Linked DNA regions of Mus musculus: region 2 is linked to region 1. A link is a loop called in an ENCODE intact Hi-C map of the cell type or tissue named here. Cell type or tissue: heart. All regions are shown on one strand. Links, peaks and the distances in the headings refer to the core of each region. The heading gives the core; the rest is flanking DNA.

Region 1 (4,386 bases), core at 70-4,069:
GCATGTGTAGCGTGGTGCACACATTGAAGAAGCTCAGAGTTGGTTTTCTCCTTCCAACATGTAGATTCTGGGGCCTGAACTCAGGTTGTTTGGCTTGGTAGCAAACACCCTTACCCATTGATCAACCTCACTGTTCTTGAGACAGACTGACAAAAACAAAACAACAAAAATCAAAACAACAAAAATGTATGATAAATAAATACATATCCCCCCATAACGATTAATTCCTGATTTAATTTAACTTTAGGTCAATTCCAAAACTGCATGTGACTGTCACTCCAAGGCAAGCCGCCACGGAGCACAGTGTAATGTTGGAAAAAGAGCAAAAAGGTTTTGCATTTTATAATGTTGCGCTGACCACTTGGCTTGGGTGCTTAAGGGTTTGGAAGGAGCTGTGCTAGGTAGAGATGGACCTTGAAGCTTAATTTGGCTTTACCACAAGGGGGCTTGTATTCTGGTTATCTCCTCAGTTCCAGCTCTCAGTGGCCCAGGAGTCTAAACTCTTTTCCTGGGCAGAGTCTCCAGGTCCATGCCACCACCACCCAAGGCTGCACACACTTACTAGGCTCTTGGTGAGGTGTTGAAATATTGCTCGGCTTTGGTGCTGGATCTGCACCAGCACTTTGCCTGGCTCTGCTATTCTTCGGACCCTTTACTCCTTGTTCACATCTCCTTCAGAGCCAGGACAAGTGTCATTTCCTCTGCCAGACCTTTGTAACTCACTGGCCGAATACCTGCAGCCACAGCTCACCCCCCCTTTTTTTGTATTTGTTTTGCTGTTGTTGTTTGTTTTGTTTTGTTTTTGAGACATGGTCTCTCAGTGTAACCCTGGCTGTTCTGAAATTCACTCTGTAGACTAGATTGGCCTCAAACTCACAGAGATCTGCCTGCCTCTGCCTTTCAAGTGGTAGGATTAAAGGCTCTGTTTTGCTTTTTGAGAAAGGGTCTCAGTAGCCTTAAGTGACCTGGAACTTGCTTTGTAGACCGGGTGTGGGCTATCATGCCTACAGTCTAAATAGTGCCATGTTTTGCATTTGTCTCACACACTACCATCAAAAGCCCCAAAGGGCAGAAAGTTATTTATTCTTCCAAGTGCCTGTGGCAGTGCCTGACACCTAGTAGTGACTATGGCATGGACATCTTCACGGATGGATTCTTTGTGTTCCTGCCAGAGTGCTGTCTCCCGGCTATTTGCTTGGCTCATGAAACTGGGCGTGGTGTTTCATGCTTGCAGTCCCAGCTGGATCATTGAAAGTTCCAGGCCAGTTTGTGCTAGAGAGTGAGAGCTTGTTTCAAAACACAAACGAAACAAACTAGGCATGGTGGCACATGCCTGTAACCCCAGTTTGTAATCCCACATTTGGGAGGTTGCAGCAGGAGGATTGCTATGAGTTTGAGTCCAGCTTGAACTACAGAATGAGACCTAGTCTTTCAAACAAACAAACAAACAATAAAACAAAGAGTTGGGGATTTAGCTCAGTGGTAGAGCCTTGGTAATGGTTCAGCCCTTCGCACCAGAAAGCAAAATAAAACAAAACCCTACTTCATTAAGAGTTCTGTATTTGGGATGTCAACACAACATTTCTGAGGTATCATGCAGTGTATGGATAAATAATAAATACTCATACTCAACCTGACCCTTCTAGCAGTAAGAGAACATCTAAGGTGTTGGTCACTCACTATCCAAGACTTGGTGAGGGCTCATTTGGGCTAGGAGTTAGTTTCCTTTTTAAACGTGCTCTAAGAGACCCAAGGCTCATAGAGTAGTCAGGTCTGTAATCCCAATCACTTGAAAGGCTGAGGCAGAAGGATCAGAATTCAAGGCCAGCATGTACAACTGAGTGAGATCCTGTCTCACTGGTCCAGTGATTACACTTACCCGGTGAGTGTGAGATTCTAAGTTTAATCCCCAGCACTGAAAAACAAAAACCAAAATCCAAAAAACCCAAACATAGCAATCCTGTGAAGTGGTTCTATCATTCTCTCCCCTTTTATCATCATCATCGTCTTTTTATTTTATTTTTTAAGGAACCTAGCAGGAGGCTGGTCTCCAAGGAAGTTGGACCCAGGGGTGTGAGCATGCAGCATTGCCTGCGGGCGGCTGATGCAACGCCCCCTCTTGGCCGTAGAACGCGTCGCTCTAGGTCGCTGAGGTTGCTGCGCAGCAGCACCTCGTCCCATAGAGGTTGTCCACGTCCGAACACCAGGGGGCGCGAGCAACCTAGCTTTCGGGACTAGGGCGAGGCTGCCAGCCTGAAGAAGCCTGCTTGGCATTTGTGCCCAAGGGTGGCGTCAGAACCAGCGTCTTTTAATCCAGACATGCAAGTTAATCTTCCCTACCCTGCAACTCCGATGGTCAAGGGCAGATAACCTAGCTGCTGTATGCTAGGCAGAGAACCCCACGGGAAGAAGGCAAGCTACCATTACATGCCGATAGACTAGCCCAGGTTGTCATTTAGCAGGGTTCCATACAGAATGACATTATTGTTCTTAATGTCTCTTTGGTCCAAATTCCTTTTGCTTCCCCTTGCTGTATACAGTGCAGCTATACCCCATCTATGCAAACCAAGACCTCTTTCCCTTCTGTCTGCGTGTATTATTTGTCTTAAGTCTCTAAGCTCTCTGATCCTGCTCTCCTCTTAGGCTCTTGGACAGCCCCCACCCCAACTTATCTGAGACACCTACTATGTCTTAAGACATGCATTATTGTGAGATGTCACTTATGTGAGACTCATCTCCCTATCAATGTGTAAACTACAGCACTTAATAACTATATGCTCAATAAATTAAGAGGCAGATACAAAGTGGTGTGTGTGCGTGTGTGTGTGTGTGTGTGTGTGTGCGTGTGTGCGCGCGCGCGCGTGCATCCATATTTCTAGATCCAGCTCAGGGTTACATAAGAGCCACCAGCAACAAACAACTGGTTTTCATCTGTATTTATTTCCTTTTAATACAGTATCTTGCTATGTAACCCAGGCTGTCCTTCAACTTGGGATCATAGACTTTTATGCTGGCACACCAACAAGTCTCTATTGGATATGCAAATGAGGACCCACTAATGTATCATTCCTATTTTGTTCTGTGTCCTATATGTCTACAGCCAGCTGGGATTACCCAACTCCCAGAAAGGAAGAGTGAGGAATGTGGACTGATGTGGGTGCTGGGGAGTTGTTGGTGGGGGCTGGGAGGCATGAGGAGGCCCGGGGCAGGGAGCAGAGCTTTCCCATGGTGAGAATAAGGCCCACATAGAGAATGAGGGAGGGAGAGTTGCCAAGATCTGAGTTATAGCAGAAGGAAGCTGAGCCCTGAATGGGAGCCTTGTGTGTGGCCCTGTGCTGCTGACTCACCAGGCTGAGGAGAGCGAAAACATGCTAGGGATGAAGAAGGGGCCTGTTTATGCCCTGCCACCACCTCCAAACCGCCCTGCCACCCCAGATTGCTTTGGTCAGGGGCTTCCTGAGGACACCAGCTGCCCCGAGGTACAAAGAGTCCTGGAAGGCTGTGATTTAGGTGGGACAGGCAGGGGAGAGGAGATGGAACACACAGCAGGGAGCGATAAGAGATGGGGAGTTTTGAGAATGCAAAAGGCGGGGGTTTAAGGGACAGCGTAGCATCTGAGTTCTGATGGAGAGAGGGGCCAGGAGGCATCCTGGTGGCCCTTCCTCACAGGCAGGTGTGGCAAGTCAGAGTCTGAGCAGGGAGGGGACAGATGCTTACAGCTTCTGTGTCTGCCTGGCTCTACCTGAGGAGCAAGCTTGCCTGTGAGTACTTCCCAGGGCTGAGGCCAGACGGAGGGGCCCAGCCTGGGAGCAAAAGCCCTCCCATGCTTCTCATTCCTCCCCTCACCTGGCTGTCAAACCTGTTCAGAGACAGGACAGGATTTTTGTGTGGCAATCAGGCTGGTGGGCAGCCTGAGGCTTAGGCAGCCCGGGCAAGCAAGATCAAAGCCAAGCTTTGTGGGGAAGCAGGGGAGAGGACAGGGAAGGCCTTAAGGGAGTAGCCAGGACCAGGCTGACTGCTGGTCCCAGGTCAGCTCAGGAGAAGCCTAGGCAGAAGTGGTGGGCGGGGACTACAGTTTATTGTGTGGGCTCTGCCATGGCCTGAACTTGGATAGTCACTTGACCTTTCTAGGACTTGTTCTCATTTTTAATACAGGAGACCGACCCAGAGGTTTCCGAAGTGTCTCTCATTTGATTCCATGTGAGTAGACAAATTGTCCTTTCCTCAAGACCCAGGTTTTTTGTTTTTGTTTCTCCCTGTGTCAGCTGAAGAACTCAAAATAATAATAATAATAATAATAATAATAATAATAATAAACAACCAGTGGACTCACTTGGGAATCTGGCTGACAATCAGTTAATGTCCTAATTCCCATCATGTATTGCT
Region 2 (4,386 bases), core at 174-4,173, 220 kb before region 1:
GCTGTCTGGGATCATTAATCAGGATGTCACTCACAGACTCAGTACAACTGCCAGGAGGTTAGCAGAAATCAGTCACATGATTTAGTAGTTGCTGGCTTTCCTAGAGCCCGCATAGCTGAAGAGATGGGGTTCCAGCAAACCTCAGATGATGAGATGTTCTCGTCAAGGAGGGCAGAGGAAGTCAAATGACTGGAGGAACCCCTATGCTCTAAACCCCCCCCCAAAACCAAACCAAAAAACCCTCCATTTATTTCTAGACTGTTCTTTGCATAGCTACAAAACCTACACAGGTTTGGATTCAGCTGGATACAAATTTTGGGGGGGGGTGGAGTTGGAGGTGGGGGTCTGGATCTTTTCTTTGCCAGAGCTTTTTGTGTGGGGCTTCCCTGGAAATCTACAGATACCCACTCAGCTCAGAGTTCACCCACTAAATGCATGGCTAGGTCAGGAGGCAGGGAGGGAGACTTAACAAGGAATTAGCAACTTTAGTGGGGGTCAGAGAAGGTACAGAATCAGGACCCCGAGGCAGCGGGGGGTGGGGGGGAGCTGGAGGAGACTGGCAGCTCTCGGGAGCTTGTGACGCGTCATCTCTGAACTCTCCACTCTAACCCAGTTCGTGTGGACAACACAGGTGGGGCACGGCAGGGGAGCCGACCGTTGGGTGACAGTGTCCAGGACAGAGTGAGCAGAGAGTCTATGGAGCTCCACACCCACCGACAGGACCTACCTTCTGGCCTCCAGGAAAGCAGGCTTTCACTGTCTGGCTCTGCTGAAGCCGTAACCTAAATAATTCACTCACACATCTCTCTCTGAGCATCAGGAGGAAAACAAACCCAGCCCCAGCCCTGCGCTCAGGTTTCCATGGTACAGAGGGTGAGCCAAGAGGCTGGGAGGCCATCCCAGGCCTTCGACGTCCCCTGGGAAGGGTCACAGACCTGACATGGGCAACAATGTGTTCCTTCCCTCCCTAGAGCTAAAGATGGCATTGGCAAGTCTATAATGTTTTTAAAGACAAAAAGAAGCAAAACAACAAAACAAAGAATATGTCACGGAGACTTAACACACCCTCTGGCCTCCACTCCTCAGTACTGAAGGAGACCATGACTGCCATTGACCCTTGGTGACCCTGGCCTGTCACCGTGCTACAAGCAGAGACTGACAGAGGCCTGCCTTTGAAAGATAACGTTACTGTTCATCTCATTTTGCCAAACCCAAAACATGCCCTGAGGTGGGGTGATACCAGAGTCTTAGTCAAATGCATTGGGACACAGGCAAGGAGAAGGGCACCAAGATTCCAGTGTAAACTATGGCTGATTTACCTTCTCAGGGAACCATCATCCAGGCTGGTCTCTAACACTCACTCTAACACTTAAGGCCTTGGTAATAAAAGTAAGCCAGCTTGCTACTCCCAAGCCATCTAGGAGGCCAGCCTGGTTATGAAGTCCTCTGGCCTGCCCCTCTGCCTCCTGGCAGGTACCTATGTAGGGGGCTGGCTGAAGCTCCTGATAGAGAAGCAGAGTGGGTGATGGGATACCTAACTGCTCACACTGCTTCTGCTGCCGCTGGGCTGAGCGACCTCTGGGCTGTCACGGGGCCTGTTTGGCCTTGGGGGACTGAGAAGGAGCTCCACTCTGCTGTGTGTGTGTGTGTGTGTGTATATTCTAGGGTTTGTTTGTTTGTTTGTTTGATGGGAGATCAGTGGCCTCAACCAAAATTCCAGTGGTCAAAGTCCCATCTCCCAAGAATCATGTTGGTGCTATCCAGACAGTGTTTGCGGGGTCTCACTGTCTAGATAAAACTGCCACGGAAGGCCTAGGCTGGAGTCCTAACATCCGTGTTTTTGGAAGGCCAAGCTGTGAGATCCTGGGCAAATCCATCTCATCCTCTGTGACTCGGTTTCCTCGTCCTTTAAAACAGCAACCAAACACCCGAAGTTCAAGGTGGAGGGGTGATTCTGACTGAGGTCCTGTCCATCCATGGACAGCATGGGATGTGCGCCCCGCCCTGCCTCTGCAGAGGTGTGCGGAAGAAGCCCTTCATCTCTACTTTCCAGTGCTGTCCAAAAGAGATCCCACTGGCTTGGCACCAGGGGGCAGTGTTTTCCTCTCACATCTTAGCATCTTGCTGGGGATGCAGGTTTGATGGGAAGGCCAAGATGGGAAGATACTGGTGTGGCCCTCATAACTTTGTGTCCTGGGATCGGGTGGCTGAAGATCTGTGTAAATTCCATCCGCCCCACCCCACCACACCCACTGCAGGTCGCTCAGAAGCCACGGTACCAAACACTTTAAACTGTTGAAATTGCCTGTCATCCACTCCTTAACTTGACAAGATATTCCTTAAGGATAGGTTTGTGTGTTGACTTTGTTCATAGGAGAGCACAGGTCTCTCAAGTGTGTGGCCAAAGATCCAAGCATTTTAGCTGAACAGAGTGCTGCCCAGGGCCCTGGCCGGTCTATGTTACACTTGACATGGGCACATGTCCAGGTAAGTCCTCTTATCTGCTGTCTGGTGACCAGGCCTTTCTTCAGTCCCGAGCTCAGTCAAGGCTGTCCTACCTAAGCCATGACCTCCGAGAGTTACCGTGTGACCTAGAAAGCAAATCGTCAGGTAGGGGAAGGCTTGAGAAAGCAACAGGGAACCGGCCATTGTGGCATGCCAGAGAGCCCCAGCATAGGGGAGTCACCGAGAGGTCACCGCTGCCAGTCTCCTAACACCACCCAAGCTGAGCACCTGTGGCCTGGTGATCCATCCATGCTGGCACCCGTCAGGCAAACCTCACTGCCGTTTGCTTCTGAGTCACTACACGGATTGCAAAGGCAGTGATCTGTCTTTCAGGCCTGTAACAGTATGCCAAATGTCCCTGGCTCTGTGATAGGTCTCACATTGCAAGTCTTAATAAACATTCTCAGAATGGCTGCCCCCCTTTACTGCCTACAGATGGGCTGCCCTGCCTTTTAGTCAGCCAACTGCTCCCTCCCCACATTTTAAGTTTTATGTATATGAGAACTGTGTCTGCATGAACATCTGTCCACCACATGTGTGGTGCCCAAGGAGGCCAGAAGAGGGTATTGGATCCTTTAGGACTGTGTTACAGAGAGTACTAAGCTACTGGAGGTGCTGGAAATTGAACCTGGGTCTTCTGTAAAAGCAAAAAGTGCTCCTAACCACTGAGCTACCTCTCCAGCCCCCAAACCTTTTTCTGCTGAAGTTCCCAGTGTCGTGTGTTCTGTGAAAACCTCCATTTTCCTCAGAACCCCAGAAGTGGTTTTGCTTCTGTTAGTTAACCTGCTTGCTGTGTGTAGTGGGGCTGGTGGCGGGGACACTGCCTTGGCTTGCCTGGAAATGTCACTCACTTGCACAGGTGATGGTGGCAATGACATACAACTAATTAGCCACGGCACTTGTGGAACCGCTAAAGAGTTTGATAAAATTTTAATTACCCCTTGTTTTGTGGGGCAGGCGGCAAGCTGTGACGATAATAATCTTCTTAGGTGCTGTTACTGAGGACAGAGCATCCGACTAGGGGAGGGCAGGCAGGAAGTGGGAGGGGAAGGGGTAGGAGTGGTGTAGGTGACAGGGGACAGTCTGTGGTGAGGTGGCAGGCAGAGAGGATACAGTTTCTGGAACTCAGATAGAAGGATAAATTCATCCCTGGTTGATCTAGGTAATTTTCTCAGTTCTCTACATTTTTTTTCCTTAGGGTTTTTTTTTTCCTGTTTTGTTTTGTTTTTGTTTGTTTGTTTTTGTATTTTTGGATACAGGTATCATGCAACCCAGGCTAACTGAACTCCTGATCTTGTTCCTGAGTGCTAGGATTACAGATGTGTGCCTCTGTGCCCTGCTCCATTTTGTTTTAAAAGGCCTGATATTTTCTAGGGGTAAACCCATGGGAATCGAAGAGGAGAAAGTCAAGGCAGGCATGCCATCACCAGTAGCAGGGCCTGGCCCTCCAGGGTTTGGCCCCTGTGCTATCATGGGTGAGGGAGGAGCAGGAGGGGAGGGTGAGCCACCCGTCTCAATACCTTGGTGGTTTTGACCTTGTGTCCACTGCTGCAGCTCCACCCTGACAGGTCCGGGAGCACCTTACACTCCTCTCCCAGCAGGCAGGGCTCCATCTGACACCACCACTTCTGCAGGACGATGGAGGCTGTGGGGCAGGAGGCAGGTGTGGCTCTAAGGTCTGGGAGCACAGCACCGGTCATAGCTGGTCTGTGAATGAGGTGTAGCTTCCTTCCCACCAACTGCAGGCGCTGATTACCACCTTCCCCCTGGGATCCCCCTACTCTGGGCTGTCCAAGGAGGCAGCACTGTACACAGGCTGTGGACTGGGGTCTATCCCAGGAAACTTCATCACTGCATCACACCAACTCGGGAGGAGGGCAT

The links. A loop is a pair of places that touch in the nucleus more often than their neighbours do. Peaks named below come from ENCODE experiments on the same cell type or tissue, not always from the same donor. Only the 100,000 strongest peaks of a DNase experiment are listed, where the experiment ranks them.
Region 2: a loop joins it to region 1, with 2.4 times the contacts of the local background. A loop is called at or near these places in 1 of 42 quality-filtered maps.

The regions. Positions count from the first base shown.
Region 1 is chr3:104,990,722-104,995,107 of GRCm38, forward strand. No RefSeq gene overlaps it. Among named protein-coding and RNA genes, the nearest start is that of Gm46819, 11 kb to the left of the region's middle. In heart, for the core only: no CTCF peak of the experiment used is centred there; DNase peaks (open chromatin) are centred at 1,120, 2,220, 3,360 and 3,980; H3K27ac peaks cover 1,306 bases.
Region 2 is chr3:104,768,155-104,772,540 of GRCm38, forward strand. It overlaps Tafa3 (TAFA chemokine like family member 3), which reads right to left. Exons shown (of 7, transcript NM_183224.3): 6 at 4,026-4,150; 7 at 1-2,591. The coding sequence ends at 2,580. Among named protein-coding and RNA genes, the nearest start is that of Tafa3, 7.2 kb to the right of the region's middle. In heart, for the core only: a CTCF peak has its summit at 2,093 (motif pointing right); no DNase peak of the experiment used is centred there; H3K27ac peaks cover 228 bases; H3K27me3 peaks cover 33 bases.